Linked DNA regions of Mus musculus: region 1 is linked to region 2. The links are chromatin loops, found by intact Hi-C in ENCODE. Cell type or tissue: left cerebral cortex. All regions are shown on one strand.

What was found. Peaks named below come from ENCODE experiments on the same cell type or tissue, not always from the same donor. Only the 100,000 strongest peaks of a DNase experiment are listed, where the experiment ranks them.
Region 1: it touches region 2 in a loop (2.3-fold over the local background); 2 of 42 quality-filtered maps call a loop at or near these places.

Annotation. Positions count from the first base shown.
Region 1 is chr4:145,080,231-145,088,230 of GRCm38, reverse strand. Vps13d (vacuolar protein sorting 13D) reads left to right here. Exons shown (of 70, transcript NM_001276465.1): 47 at 1-40; 48 at 915-1,106; 49 at 1,401-1,527; 50 at 2,797-2,939; 51 at 6,420-6,550; 52 at 6,755-6,930. Among named protein-coding and RNA genes, the nearest start is that of Vps13d, 110 kb to the left of the region's middle. In left cerebral cortex, no CTCF peak of the experiment used is centred here; a DNase peak (open chromatin) is centred at 4,263; H3K27ac peaks cover 305 bases.
Region 2 is chr4:145,152,387-145,160,386 of GRCm38, reverse strand. Vps13d (vacuolar protein sorting 13D) reads left to right here. Exons shown (of 70, transcript NM_001276465.1): 19 at 3,605-5,818; 20 at 7,589-7,740. Among named protein-coding and RNA genes, the nearest start is that of Vps13d, 39 kb to the left of the region's middle. In left cerebral cortex, a CTCF peak has its summit at 4,243; DNase peaks (open chromatin) are centred at 3,259 and 4,222.

The sequences.
Region 1 (8,000 bases), 72 kb after region 2:
GCCCTCCCCACGGCTGATACGTCTCAGAACATTGAACTGGGTAAAACTGCCTTAGCATCATTTGTAGTAATCCTATTAAAAATACCAGGAAATATTTGTGAGCATTCTAAGCCCCTTGTAGAAATCAAGTTGCATGCAGTATCTCAGCGAACCAACTCAGAGCCAAGGACTTAGCTAGGAAGCGATCAACAGAGTGTTCTTTCTTAGGCGTGAGTATAGGGAGTGGTTCCATCTTTTCACACTCTGTATATTTCTAGCTGTAGAGTGGGAAGAAGCAAATGTTTTTATGCACTCAGGTCTTCAGAAAAAAGGCAGGTTCATGACCTGTGCCCTCATGTAATCCTTACAGCACCACTTATTTGCCTGTTTTATTGATGCAGAGATGAAGGTTGCAATGTTTATTACATTGAGTAATGTTCCTTTGTAAGGGTCAGGATAGAGAACAGCCAAGCAGACATGAGTGAGCATAACATTATCAGGGCCTTCAAGCAACTCTAGGATTAGAATAGTACACTTAAGATTACTTAAGGGTTTAAATCACATCTTCATCACTGGACATGAGCCTCAGCACTCAGGGGATAGAGGCAGGCAGATGTCTGAGTTCAAGACCAGCCTGGGCTATAGAGCAAGTTCCAGGACATCCAGGGCCACAGAGAGAGAAGTGCTGTTTCAAAAAATAAATGATACAAAGAAAACCACACATGTTTACCATGCTGTACAAAGTTCTGAATTTGACTAGTAGACTCTAGGTTGCTTCATATTTGTTCTTATCCAACAAGATGAAAGTGGCCTTGAGGTTTCTACCTTGTAGATCCTTAGTGATTTTTCTAAAAGGACTCCAATTTACTTCTGTACAGGCTATTTTTGACAAATTTAAGTTCATGTCCAGAAAAGGCAATGTCTTGTACCTTTAGGGGTGTCACTGGAAAACTTTCCACTCTGTAAGGAATTGCTCATCCCACCTGGGACGCAGAACTACATGGTCAGAATGCGACTCTATGACGTCAACCGGCGGCAGCTCAACCTCACCATCCGCATTGCTTGTCGTGCAGAAGGATCCTTAAAGATCTTCATTTCCGCACCATATTGGCTAATCAACAAGACAGGTACACACTGAAACCATCCAAGTAGACCTTTGACATGGGAATGTGGATACCTTTGCTCAGCTGACTAACTGGAGCCATTGTAGACAGATTACTCCAGCTGTCTGATATACTCAGTCTTCCCTACTATGTTTGACCATTGTCAAGCTGCTCATTAGGTGTTCTTCAAACAGTGGGTTGGGCCCACCAATAAACTCCCTTCTACTGCTTCCCCATGGTGATTTCCCCTTTAGCTGTTTGCATGTTTCATGGGTAGACTGGGTGGGAATGATATAAACTTTTCCCTCCTTTCTAAAGGGTTACCACTGATCTTCAGACAGGACAATGCAAAGACGGATGCTGCAGGCCAGTTTGAGGAGCATGAGTTGGCACGGAGCCTGAGCCCTCTCCTGTTCTGCTATGCTGACAAAGAACAGCCAAACCTGTAAGTGTGGCTACGTACAGGAAGGGCAGTGAGCTAGCAGGTGTGGGAGATCAGCAGGGCCAGAAGCTGCCTGTTTAAGCAGAACTGTCCTGGAGTCCACAGGCCTGGCTTGGCAGCAGTGGAGTCCTAACTTAATAGGATTTAGGAAAAAAAAAAAAAGCCTAAGTTATATGTTATTTGATACGGGGAATAAACCATTTGTGAGTTTGTAATGAAAGGTAGTTCTGTTTTATTGAAGTAGGACTCTTTTTTTGTAACCGTGCCATGGAAGAGGAACTGGGCATTCCCGTCTATTCCTGCAATCTCCTTTCTGCTAAAAGCTCTGTGCCCTGGAGAGGAGTGGCATTAGGGAGGAGACAGTCTGTCCTTGGTGAAGTCTTCAGCCCATGAATCCAGCTGAGGCTGTTTATGGGAGGTTTGCAAATCCCAAATGTGCTGTGGCACCATCTCAAAATTCACGGGAGTCTGCGGGTGGGGATAGCACTTGTGAGGTTAAGTGAGGTGTCTCTTTAAGGCATGTAGGGACATTGATTTACTTTTGTTGGTTTTGGCATTCTGTTTTCCTCAGGAGTTTATAGCCCCAGTCTAAAGATAATGGGGGGTGCATATCTGTCCCATATCTCTGAACATTATCTGTAGAGTACTGCTGAATCCTCCCATGAAGGTCCCCAGTGTACTCCAATGGACGCAGATGTTTGTACCATAGCCAGCCTAAGTCAAGAGAAGGCTTGTGGTTAGTCAGAGTTGTGGCTATTGGAGGAGACACAACCAGACACGTGAAACATCCAGGAGTCTCTCTCCTCAGAGGCACAGAGATGGTGTTACCTGCCTAAGTCCACGTTGTTTGTCTGTGGCAACGCTGGAGCGTGTTCTGGTGTTGTTTCCCAGTTTTGTGATGAGACCCCAGCTCCCTCATCAGTACTCTATCATTTTGATCATGCTGGTTCCTGGAAAGACACCCCCAGCCACCTCAATTTACAGTGTTTGCTCGGGACTTTCCCCGAGTCTTTGGATTTTAAGGAACAAGATTGTAGCATGTGGCTGGCTTATGGAGAGTATTGGCATTTTCTGCCAAAATGCTTAGCTGCAGTTCTCATCACACTGCTATGCTGTGGCTACTTCTGGAGTTAATTGTCTTGCTGTGCTTGGGGTTCACAGGAAGTAAGGTTAAAAGTCAGTGTGAGAGACCTGATTGGGTGGCAGCCACAGTGTTTCCTTGTTCAGAGTCTGTTGTGGAGGTATCCATGTTTGCGCTTCTTCCCACCACAGCTGTACTATGAGAATTGGAAGAGGGATTCATCCAGAAGGCATGCCTGGCTGGTGTCAGGGCTTCTCCCTGGATGGTGGTAGTGGTGTCCGAGCTTTGAAAGTTATCCAGCAAGGAAATCGCCCAGGTCTCATCTATAACATCGGTGAGTTATGTTTGGGGCTCAGAGAAGTTTGGGACCATTGGCCAAAGACCCCAGTCCTCCATAAGTGAATCAGCTATGCATGTTGGCCTGGCAAGAAGTGCAGGTTTTCTGATTTGACTATGGTCATATAGCTCTTCTCTGAATGCTAGATTGATATCTACATAGATATGTTCTCTGAAACTCCTCCCCGCCCCCACCCCCTCCCCCCAGGGAATAATAAAAACACTTAAAATGCTTCCATCCTCTGACTGTTTGCATACATTATTTCAAACTTAGAAACTCTGAGCGGGTCAGGATTCACGTGGGACTGAAGTAGAGAGTTTGAGTGACAGTCCAGATGCATTGGGCAGTTAGAGAAGCAGAAAAGTCTAGAAGTAGGACATTGGTGTGTGAATTTGAGGCAGGAAATACAGCAAAATGTACCCAGGGATGTCATCATCAGAAGGCCCCCAGCTTGCCTGTCTTCCTGTTTGTGGCAAGGAGAATTCTGTACCCATGTCCCCCAGAGCCACATGAGGACCCATGGAACATTTCCTTAAGGTCCAGGGTCAGTTGGATTTAAGTATTCCCCAGGTTTAATATGTTAGCAATGTGTAAAACTGTAGTAGATCATTCCAGGGACTTCACAGCCTGGTCCTGTAGAGCTTTCTGTAGTTCTGGGAGTGCACGGTAAGTAGCACAAGCTACATGCAGCACCTGAGTGCTAGTTCCTGAGAAAGGTGGTTCTGTAACCAAGGGAGGCAGCAGCTTTTCATTTTAGCCAACTTTTTTTTTAAGATTTATTTTATTTGTGTGGGTGTTTTGCATGCTTTATAGCATGTGTTCCATGTGCAAATGTTGTGCCCGAGGAGGCCAGAAGAGGCCGTAGGATTCTCTAGAACACTGCAATGTTGGTTGATGTCGGTCTCAACAGTTTTGTAGGATGAAGAACTATGATGGTCCAGTTCTGAATCCTACAGAAAATGGGGTAGTTTAATCTTTGGGGTTTTAATTTTTTAATTTATTCATTCGTTTGTTTGTTTATTTATTTTGTGTGTGTGTGTGAGAGTGTGTGTGTGCACATGCACACACACACATGCATTAGAACACAGTTTGCTAGAGTTTGGTTCTTTCCTTTTCTCATGCGGGGCTTGGGAATTGATGCCAGGTTGTCAGTTGTGGAGGCAATCACTGATAGCTGCTGAGCCGTCTTGGCTGCTCTACTTGAGGATTCGTGAGAGAGGAATTATCCAGTGTAGTTTCCTTTTCAGACTGCCTAGCTTGGTTTATATTCATGTTCCCATTCAAGCTGCCTCCTTGCCGTGGACATAAAGATCTTAAAAAGAAGCCAGCTTTATTTGAGCTGAAGAGAGTATTCATCTCACATTTGCCTGTTTCACCCCTTAGGTAGGCAAGGCTGCCTCATGCTGGGCTTGGCTTTCTGCTGGCTGTCTTGCCCTTAATTTATTTTCCAAAGCAAGGTACCCAGATTAGCTGGAAGCTATATTCGGGACAGATTTGGGAAGAGAAAGCAATGAAGGTTACTCTTTTAGCACAGCTCCTGCTAAGAGCCACAGAGTTGTGGCAGAGAAGCAAGTGGAGCATAGAGTACACATGTAAATGTGCAGCATGTGTAACCGTGTCTGCAGGAGTAGCCATGAATGCACGTGTAATCATGAAGTATCTGTTAACATGTGTGCTGGTAGAGTTCTTCACAGATCTGTCATCTGAGTTTGTCATTCTTCCAAGTGAAGGTGTAGAAGGATGGGCCAAGATAGGATCTTGGTCAGGTTCGTTACATTTGTGTATGTATTGTCAAGGCCATCTGTGAAGTCCTAGTGTTACAAACAGCTATCTCTTGGAAATGTTTACAGCACAATCCCAAACAGAAAATCTGGGAACATGCACTTTGAAAACAAAGGATTTTGTGTGTATTTTGATCTTAGCTGAATTTATTGGGGGTCTACCAGGACAAACTAGGCTGGAAGGGGAACACAAAGCCCACCTTTTTCCAAAAATAGAGTGTCTGCTGCTCTGGCTGACTATGTGTACTTGCAAATTAAGCACAGCTTTTGAAGTGCATTTTGTGTTAGTTAAGATCTTCTGACTCTAATGCTGTTGACTTCTGGTAACTAAAGCTTTTCTTTTTGTCCCAGAAGGAAGGTGGGTTGTGTCCCATCACCCTAGAGCTATGTGGTTTTTCTTAGGTAAGAATTCCAGAGACACTGTAGAGGCTACTCAGTCTCTTGAAATCAGATCACTTCTTAGGCCTTTTCAAGGCACATTAAGGATTCAGTAGATTGTGATATCTGTAACTGGGAGGGGTGTAAGCTCTAGGCCATGCCTGGGCTGAATACCCAGCCTTGCTATCTACAACTGCGTGGCCTGGAGCAGGTGACTCCACTTCTGATGCCATAGTTTCCTCAGCTGTACAGCGGAAGTGGTTGGGTTAATACTCTGTTTGCAGAGAGAGGTATTATAAGAATTAAGTGTACAGGCACAGAGAGGGCTTAGTGTGTATGAAGGGGTCAGTGAATATCAAACTATGGGCATAAATATTTTTAATTATTGTATAGCCAGAACCCAGCACAGTGCTTTGGACTTATTTCCTGTATTTTTAAATGTTGTTATCAGATTTAACAAGGCAACTCAGTGTGACTTCAATTTTTTTATGTGGAACTTGTTTTGTGATTTTTTTTTTTTTAGTTTGTACTAAGTAGGGGAAGACCTATTTTTTTTAATGAATAAATAAACCTTTGTATCATCCATGATGGTTTTTTGGACAGTAGGCTAAAATTACTAGAGGAGATTCTAGCTAGAGTGCTTGCCTGAGTTCAAGTTGGTATAGAATCTAAGTAGTCTGAGATTTCCACTCTCTCCTTTAACAGAGGCAGGTTTTCTGGGGTGAAGTTTGTGTCTCAAGTGTAAGTAAGCATCATTGTAGTACATGAGTCTGTGTGAGTGCTCTGATTCATAAACAGAAAGCCAAGCTGTGTGTGATCAAACACTTGTGTGGCTTAGCTGCTGTTATAATGCTTTATTCAGGGTAAAGAAACTAGGAATTAAAAGGATATTGGAACCGCCCCTGAAACTTCCAAACATACATACATACATTTGTTTATTTATTTATTTATTTATTTTGTGTACACATGTGTATTTGCCATGGTGCATGTGTGGAGGTCAGAGGACAAGTTGTAGGAGTCTGTTCTCTCTTCCCACATTCTCAGTTCCAGGGATCAAACTCAGGTTGTCAGGGTTGGTGGAAAGCTCCTATAACTACTTAGCTATCTTGCCAACTCTCCTTCTCAAGACTTTCTAAAGCCTGAATGGGAATTGTGAGCAGTTGATATTTTTATTCCATTCTGGAAAGGTTTCATACCTTCTCCAGGTGCCATACTTGTTTGCTCAGAAGAACTAAAGAATTATGAAAGCTATTCATTTTGGTCAGACCAAAAATTTTCTCTCATGATTAATCAATGAAATGGTTCTTGTCATTTGTAGGTATTGATGTCAAGAAAGGCCGAGGTCGCTATATTGACACTTGTATGGTCATCTTTGCCCCTCGTTACCTATTAGATAATAAATCATCTCACAAGCTTGCATTTGCACAAAGGGAATTTGCTCGGGGACAGGTAAGCAGTTTGCTTTGACGAATGACTAGAGCTTGTTTAATAACATGGAGTTTAATGTCATCAAGACTATATATGTTATGAGTTGTGAGTGACCCAACAGCTCCTGTGTAGGATAAGGCTCAGAGTAGGCCCTTGGTAAGAAAGGCATGTGACTTGTTCAGATATTGAGTAGACTCACTAAAGCCCATGATCTGTGTGTCTTAGGGAACAGCCAATCCCAATGGCTACATTTCCACCTTGCCTGGATCTAGTGTGGTCTTCCATTGGCCTCGCAATGACTATGATCAGCTGTTGTGTGTCAGATTGATGGACGTTCCTAATTGTATTTGGTCTGGAGGCTTTGAAGTCAATAAGAATAATTCCTTCCATATCAACATGAGGTAAGTCTCAGGCTTAAAAGAGACAAACATAGCTTTGAGGCACATTAATTTTAACACATACACACACAAAGTGGACTTGTGAAATTATGGCTCAAATATAGTTCTTAGAACTTATAAAATTCCAGGGAAGTATAAGCATTTTGGTGGGATGAGTTATTGGAGGCACTGGCAGCTTTAAGTGATGAATACAGTTCTGTGATTCTCAGGGTGTGTGAAATCCAGAGTGACTGCCTGTAACTCCAAGTCACTGTCTGTGTTTAGATGATACCACTGATGGTAACTCTCTGTTTATTTTTGTGCATTTGAATGTTCTCTGGTGGTGTTCTGGTAAATTATCTGGCCTTCTGTTCTAGTTTCATTTCTGTTACTGTGATAAAACACCCTGACCAAAAAAAGAAAAAAAAAAAAAAAGAAAGAAAGAAAGAAAGAAAGAAAGAAAGAAAGAAAGAAAGAAAGAAAGGAAGAAAAAAGAACTTGAGGAAGAAAGGGATTTCTTTCAATTTATACTTTCAGGTTACTATAGTCCAAAATAGTGGAGAAGTTAAAGCTGGAACTCCAAACAGCTTGTCACATCACTGCCAAGAGCAGAGAGAGAGACACACACAGAGAGAAATGAATGTGTGCACGCTCACCTGCTTATTACACATGTTTAGCTTTGTTTCCCCACTGCCATATAGTTTGGGGTCCCTTGCCTCGGGAATGGTGCTACCACAGTGGGTTAGGTCTTCTCATATTAATTCACTCAATTAAGACAGTCCCCACAGAGGTAGCCATAGGCCAACCCAATGTGAGACGATCCCTCAATCAGGCTTTTTTTTTCCCAGGTGATTTTTGGTTATGTCAAGTTGACAGACCTAAACATCACATCTTTGCCTTCCCCAGTGAGCCTCAGGTCCCTGTTAGAAAAATCAGTCACGTTCAGGATGACTTCATTTTCTTTCTGTTTTATCAGATGCTTTTATTCTTGTTGTTGTATCTTTTGCAGTTGAACTACAGTTTACTATACATGCTAGGTGAGCCCCTTGCCACTCAGCACATTCCTAGCCCCGTCAAGTAACAACAGGGTTATT
Region 2 (8,000 bases):
TAATTCCAGCTTCAGGGGAAACAACACTCTCTTCTGACTTGTGGGTACCAGGCATGTATGTGGTTTACATACATGTGTGTAGGCACACACACACACACACACACACACACACACACACACACACACACACACACCACATTACAAAACAAAAACAAAACAATCCAACCAACCAACCAACCAAAAACCCTCCAAAGTACACCTGTTGCTTTGTTAATACTAGCTTGGGGTATAATTCACATTTCAAAATATCCAGTTCAGCCAGGCTGAACCTAAACCCACGAGCAGTCTCTAATCCCTCCTTGCTCTGCTTTGACAGCCAAACTCAATCTATTTTTGATTCTACATTTGTTTGTTCTAAACATTTCATACTTATGGAATATTTGAACATGTCACCTTTCATGTCTGCCTTTTTAATTTAATGATACTACTTCTTTTTTTTTTTTTTTTTTTTTGCCTCTGCCTCCTGAGTGCTGGGATTAAAGGCGTGTGCCACCACACCTGGCATAATACTACTTTCAATGTTGACCCATATTGGTGGTAGTGTTTAGTGTGTGTGTGTGTGTGTGTATGTGTTTGTGTAGTATCATATTTCTTTTTATGGCTTTTACTAGTCCCTTCTTGGATATAACAGGTGTTGTTTACTTGTTCTTTGGTTAGTAAACATCGACAACACCGCCCCAAACTCCACTGTTTGAATAACACCACTGCCAACAGTCACATCATGTTTTTGTGGCAATATAGATCTTTAGTTCTTTTACATGCTCACCCAGGAATGGAGTTGCTGGGCTGTGTGTTAGCCTTATGTTTAACATTTTTAGCGACTACCAGATTACTTTCCCAGATGGCTTATATGCCCCTGGTTTGTGACAGTTCTAGTTCCCCACATCCTCTTACTACTTGTTATCTGATCTGATGTTAACCGCCTTGGGACTGTGGAGCAGTGTCTCACTGTGACTTTCGTTCTTTTTTTTATTATATATATTTTTTATTACATATTTTCCTCAATTACATTTGGCTTTCGTTCTTTATTTGATTTATTTAAAGATTTATTTAAAGATTTATTTATTTTATGTATGTGTGTACGCTGTATCTGTACAGATGGTTGTGAGCCTTTATGTGGTTGTTGGGAATTGAATTTTTAGGACCTCTGCTCGCTCCGGTCGGCCCTGCTCCCTTGGATCAACTCCGCTCACTCAGTTCTTGCTTGCTTTAGCCCAAAGATTTTTTATTATACATAAGTACAATGTAGCTGACTTTAGATGCACCAGAAGAGGGCATCAGATTTCATTACGGGTGGTTGTGAGCCACCATGTGGTTGCTGGGATTTGAACTCAGGACCTTCGGAAGAGCAGTCAGTGCTCTTACCCCCTGAGCCATGTCATCAGCCCCATTTCTTTTTTTTTAATTAATTTTTTTATTTATTCACTTTATATCTCACTCACTCATTGCCCCCCACTAGTAACCCCTCCCACAGTCCTTCCCCATCCCTCTCCCCTTTTCCTGTTGGGCATCCCCTGGCTATTCCTTTCCCCCCTCCCCCTGCACTTCAAGTCTCTTTGAGGCTAGGTATATCATTTCCCACTGATGCCAGACAAGGCAGCCCAGATAGAACATAACCCACATACAGGCAATAGCTTTTGGGATAGCCCCCATTCAAGTTGTTCAGGACCCACATGAAGACCCACATGCTACATATGTGTGGGGAGGTATAGGTCTAGCCATTTTATTTTCTTTGGTTGGTGGTTCAAATTCTGAGAGCCACAAACATCCAGATTAGTTGACTCTGTTGGCCTTTCTCTGGAGTTCCTATCCCCTTCTGGGCTCTTAATCCTTCCTCCTATTCTTCCATAAGAGTCCCCAAACTTCATCCATTGTTTGGCTGTAGATGTCTGTATCAGTCTGAGTCAGCTGTTGGGCAACATGCTCTTGTCTGCAGGCATAATAAATTATCATTAATGTTGTCAGGAATTGGTGTGTGCAAAGTGATGGGTCTCTAGTTGGGCCAGCTATCAGTTGGCCACTCCCTCAGTCTCGGCTCCATCCCCTGTGCCTGCATTTCTTGTAGACAGGTTACATTTTGGGTTGAAAGATTTGTGGGTGGGTTGGTGTCTCTGTCGCTCTACTGGGGTTGCTGCCTGGCTGAAGGAAGTGGCCTTTTCAGGATCCATATCCCCAATGCTGTGAGTCACAGCTAAGGTCACCACTATTGATTCTGGTTTGCCTCCTTTATCCCAGGTCTCTGTTCCTGGAGATGCCCCCCACCTCCTTCATTCCCTTTGCTGGCAGATTTCCCTTCATTTTCATTGCTATCTAGCTTTCTTTCCCATCCTCCACAGCTGAACCCACCCTCCATCCCCATTCCTCTCCCCATGTCCCCTCCTTCCCATTTACCACCCTCCGTCTGACTCTTATGACTATTTTATTCCTCCTTCTAACCGAGATTCAAGTTTCCTCCCTTGGACCTTCATTCTTGTTTAGTTTTTTGGGTCTGTGTAATGTAGCGTCATACCTGTATTTTATGGCGAATATCCACTAATAAGTGAGTATATACCACGCATATCCTTTCCGAACTAGGTTACCTCACTCTGGATTATATCCTCAAGACTCATCCATTTGCCTGCAAAAATCTTGATATCTTCATTTTTAATAGCTGAATAGTATTCCATAGTGTAGATGTACCACATTTTCTTTATCCATTTTCAGCTAAGGGACATCTTTGTGTTGTTGGTTTTCTTTTTCTACCTTTATGTGCCAGATAAGGATATTGTGTAGAGCAAGAATATTCTAGAAAAGAAACAAAATGAAGGCTACAATAAGTGGAGAAGTGTAAGTTTGAAGAGTGCTGTAAGAGAGTTGTGTCAGCAGCCCTGCCTGTGACAAGGCGTGAGAATGCTGGCAGTGGCTGTGGCCTCAGCATCCTAGTGTGAGCTTGGAGGGATTTTCACCTACGTTTTTACTCTTTGTATTTTGTTTTTCAGTCTCATAGATAAGTTCACACTAGATGAATAGCAATTACACAGTGTTATGTCTGTCGTTTTCATCCACTTATAAACCATTAGCTTAGTGAAGCTTTCCTTTTGTGTTCTTCCTCTTCTTCTTCATCCCCTTCCCTCTTCTTCCTCTTCCTCCTCCTCCTCTTTCATAATAAGAGGCAGGGACTCACAATGTAGGCCTGGCAGGCTTGGAACTTACTATACAGAGTAGGCTGTTCTCAGACTTAGAGTGTTCTGCCTGCCTCTGACTCAGAAGTGCTGAAATATTTCATAATAGAATTCTTAAGATTTTAAATCTATGTCTATGACTTGGTGGAATTTGAGATTCTTTTCAAAAATTGAGATTTTAATGTGAATTGTCTAAGTTTATGTGTACCAAGTCTGTGCAAGAGTCTAAAGAGGCCAAAGAGGGCATCTGGTTTCCTGGAAGTGGAGTTACAGGCAACTTCCATGAATTGCCATGTGGGTGTGCTGGGAGTCAATCCTGGGTCTTCTGCAAGAGCAGAAAGTGCTCCTAAGCACTGAGCTATCTTCCCAGTCCTTAGTTAATAAGGGAGGGAGGGAGCAAGTAGGAGACTTTTAACTTATGATCTTTTCATTTCTCCTTGTAGAAGACTCTAGGAGGAAAAGTGGGGATGGCTCTGCCTCTGAAGAGAATCAGTTCAGTGATGATGAATATAAGACCCCTCTTGCCACACCTCCTAGCACCCCACCTCCAGAGACCAGCAGTAGCAACGGGGAGAAAACACCACCCTTTTCTGGAGTGGAGTTCAGCGAGGAACAGCTCCAGGCTCATCTCATGAGCACACAGATGTATGAGAGGTACTCCTTGACATTCATGGACCTACAGGTTATGGTAGGGCGTGTGAGAGACAACTGGAAACGTGTGCAGGACATCGATGTGGGGCCAACACATGTAGTTGAGAAGTTCAATGTTCACCTACAGTTAGAACGTCGGCTGATTTACACGTCAGACCCCAAGTACCCTGGGGCTGTGCTCTCAGGCAATTTACCAGACTTAAAAATCCACATCAATGAAGATAAAATATCTGCCCTGAAGAACTGCTTTGCTCTCCTCACCACTCCGGAAACAAAGCCCTCTGACACCCAGATCAGAGAGAAGATTTTCCCCCAGGAAGGACCTCGGGGAAGCTTGCAGGATTCAGTAATGAACTTGACCCAGAGTATTGTAATGCTGGAGCAGCACACGAGGGAGGTGCTGGTGGAGTCACAGCTCCTCCTAGCGGAATTCAAGGTAAACTGCATGCAGCTTGGTGTTGAGAGCAGTGGCCGCTACATCTCAGTGCTCAAGGTGTTTGGCACCAACGCTCACTTTGTGAAAAGGCCGTATGATGCTGAGGTCTCCCTGACTGTTCACGGATTGCTTCTGGTGGACACCATGCAGACTTATGGTGCTGATTTTGACCTTTTGATGGCTTCACATAAGAATCTGAGTTTTGATATTCCCACAGGAAGTCTCCGGGATAGCAGGGCACAGTCTCCTGTCTCTGGACCTAATGTGGCCTTCCAAACTGATGTGACCACCCTCAACGACCAATCAGCCACTAGTGTGTCCCTGGAGAAAATTCTCACCAAAGAACAAGAGTCCCTCATTAAGCTGGAGTATCAGTTTGTGAGTTCAGAGTGCCCATCCATGAACTTGGACAGCACTCTGCAGGTCATTTCCCTTCAGGTCAATAATTTGGACATCATCCTAAACCCAGAGACAATTGTGGAGCTCATTGGTTTTCTTCAGAAATCCTTCCCTAAGGAAAAGGATGATGTGAGCCCCCAGCCTCTGATGACTGACCTTGAAAGAAGCATTGTGGAACAGGGCACCATTCAGTCGACTTACGAGCAGAACACGGAGGTCGCCGTGGAGATCCACAGGCTCAACCTCCTGCTGCTTCGGACAGTGGGCATGGCTGACGGGGAGAGGCATGGCAGGAAGATCGCAACGGCCAGCATTGGTGGCACCAAGGTGAACGTGTCGATGGGCAGCTCGTTTGACATGAACGGCTCCCTTGGCTGTTTGCAGCTCATGGATCTGACCCAAGAGAATGTGAAGAGCCAGTATGTCGTCAGCATCGGAAATTCTGTAGGCTATGAGAACATCGTCAGCGACATTGGCTATTTTGAAAGTGTGTTTGTCAGAATGGAAGATGCAGCCTTGACTGAAGCATTGAGTTTCACCTTTGCTGAGAAATCAAAACAGGAATGCTTTCTCAATCTGAAGATGGCATCTTTGCATTATAACCACTCTGCTAAATTCTTGAAGGAGCTGACATTATCTATGGATGAGCTGGAAGAGAATTTCCGCAGTATGTTGAAGAGTGCAGCCACCAAAGTGACCACAGTGTTAGCCACCAAGACTGCCGAGTACAGTGAGATGGTGTCACTCTTTGAAACCCCGAAGAAGACCAGGGAGCCCTTTGTCTTGGAGGAGAATGAAATCTACGGGTTTGGCCTTCCTTCCCCTCGATCGGATACTGTGAAGCTTATCTTGAACATAAACATTGAGTCTCCAGTTGTTTCTATCCCTCGGAGGCCTGGGAGTCCTGAGCTGTTGGTGGGACACTTGGGGCAAATATTCATCCAGAATTTTGTGGCAGGAGATGATGACTCCAGAAGTGACCGCCTGCAGGTGGAAATCAAAGACATTAAACTCTATTCTTTGAATTGCACTCAGCTAGCAGGCAGGGACAATGCTGGGCCTGAAGTCAATCGGACATTTTGCCCTCCTTCCGGGCTGGCCAGTGTTAACAGTCAGGAGGAGGCTCACTTCACACGACACGATTTCTTTGAATCTTTGCATAGAGGCCAAGGTGAGAAGCAGAAACATGTTTTGAGTGTGTGTAAAGGTTCTAAACTCAGCTCCTGTATATGTGTCCCTGAAAACAACACAGTTCCTTCCTTTTAGGGTTATCTCTGGTTAATGTGTGAACAATCATAGTGGTGTTTTTAACAGTTTTGTAGAGGGCTGGCATGGTTTTACTTTCTCTCTTTGGATAAAATAATAATGTACTTTGAGCCGGGTGTGGTGGCGTACACTTTTAATCCCAGCACTCTAGAGGTGGAGGCAGGCAGATCTCTGTGAGTTTGAGGCCAGCCAGGTCTACACTGTGAGTTTTAGGACATCCAGGAGTGTACAGAGAAACCCTGTCTGTGAAGGTTTTGCAGCTGGGTGAATGTTCCTTTTCCAGGATGCCTCAGTGGAGATATCTATCTATCTATCTATCTATCTATCTATCTATCTATCTATCTATCTATCTATCTATCTATCTATCTACATACATACATACATACATACATACATACATGTCTTCTTCTGGCCTCTGTGAGCACTAGGCACACATGCAAATATATGTATATATATATGTCTATATGTATATATATATGTGTGTATATATACATATGTATATATATGTATACATACATATACATATATACACACACATACACACATACACATATATACATATATACATACATACATATACATATATACACACACACATACACACATACACATATATACATATACACACACACACACACACACACATATATATATATATATATATATACCTCATTTTATGTACTGTTTTTATTCTTTTGTCTTAAGCTATACATTTTTTGTAGTTAAACATTGCAGCGTAAGGTAGCACAAGAGTTTAATGTAAATACAAAAGGAAACTTGGTCTCTGGGTGTGTTAGGCTTCTTTAGTGCTCTGATTCTTCTAAGTGGGTCTGTGAGGGGTACAAGAAATGACATTTTCACCTTTGTATTCTGGATATGGACAGTTAGACCTAAGCAGTACAGCTACAGAATGAGAAACATTCTAGAGACTGTTCATTGCTGAAGAAGGTAATGCCCTTGAAAATGTGTATGGTTCTCAGAACATCCTTCACCATCTCATTTGAAATTTGGAGAGCCAGCTTCTGTTCTAATGTGCTAGATGTGCTCTTAACCCCTGGGCTGCATCCAGCCAGTCCTTCATTTCTGTGCTTAGTAAACAGTTCTTTTCTGTGCTTGGAATGAGCGTTCAGCTAGAATACTGTCTTGAGGCCCAAGAAAGCTGGGTCTATTACTAAAAGCCATGGAAGGGGCAGTCTGGCTTGGAAAACTAGCATCCATGGCTAAAAGAATGGACTGACTTACTGTTTACCATATCAGATACATTTTAAAGTATATTTATCTAGTATGTGTGTGTCCGCATGCATGCATGTTACAGTGCTGTGTCCAGAGGTCAGAGGACAACTTGTGGGAGTTGGTTTTCTCTTTCAGCCATGTGGGTTCCAGAGATCGAATTCAGGTCATCAGGCCTTTTTCATCCTTTGAGCTGTCTTTGCGCCTCACCATTTCATATTTTAAAGGTGCCAAGCAGAGCGTGCCATGAAAGTACCTTCTTTTCCCCTTGTAAACTTGTCTGTGTTTCTACTTGCTGTGCATGTGGGTCTCAGTCATAGACTCAGCTGCAAGGCCAACCGCCATCAGATCACCCGCAGGCTTTATTGTAGACACAGGAGACTTGGTCATCAGTAACGAACCAGGTGTCAGTGTTCATGCTGTCACTTCTGCTCTCTTCGGCCAGCCTTTCACATCCTGAACAATACCACCATCCAGTTTAAGCTGGAGAAGATCCCTATCGAGCGAGAATCTGAGCTGACTTTCTCCCTAAGTCCAGATGAGCTGGGGACGTCCAGCATCATGAAGATTGAAGGAAAGTTTGTCAACCCAGTTCAGGTAACCACACACAGGGTTGATTTTCAGTCTAGGGCAGTTCAGAGCCAATCAGACGTTATTCCTTGTCTGAGATGTCCAGATACATTTTAGGTTTGGGAACTGTTTATTTGGGAGGTTTGCAGAATCTTTATGGTTGAGCGTCTCTGATCACTAATTTGAAGTCTGAACTGATTTTAAGTTGGAAACCTTTTGAATGTTGTAGCTTTCAGGGGTATTTTGATTTCAGATTAGGAGGAATTTTCCTATATTTATTTGTTTGT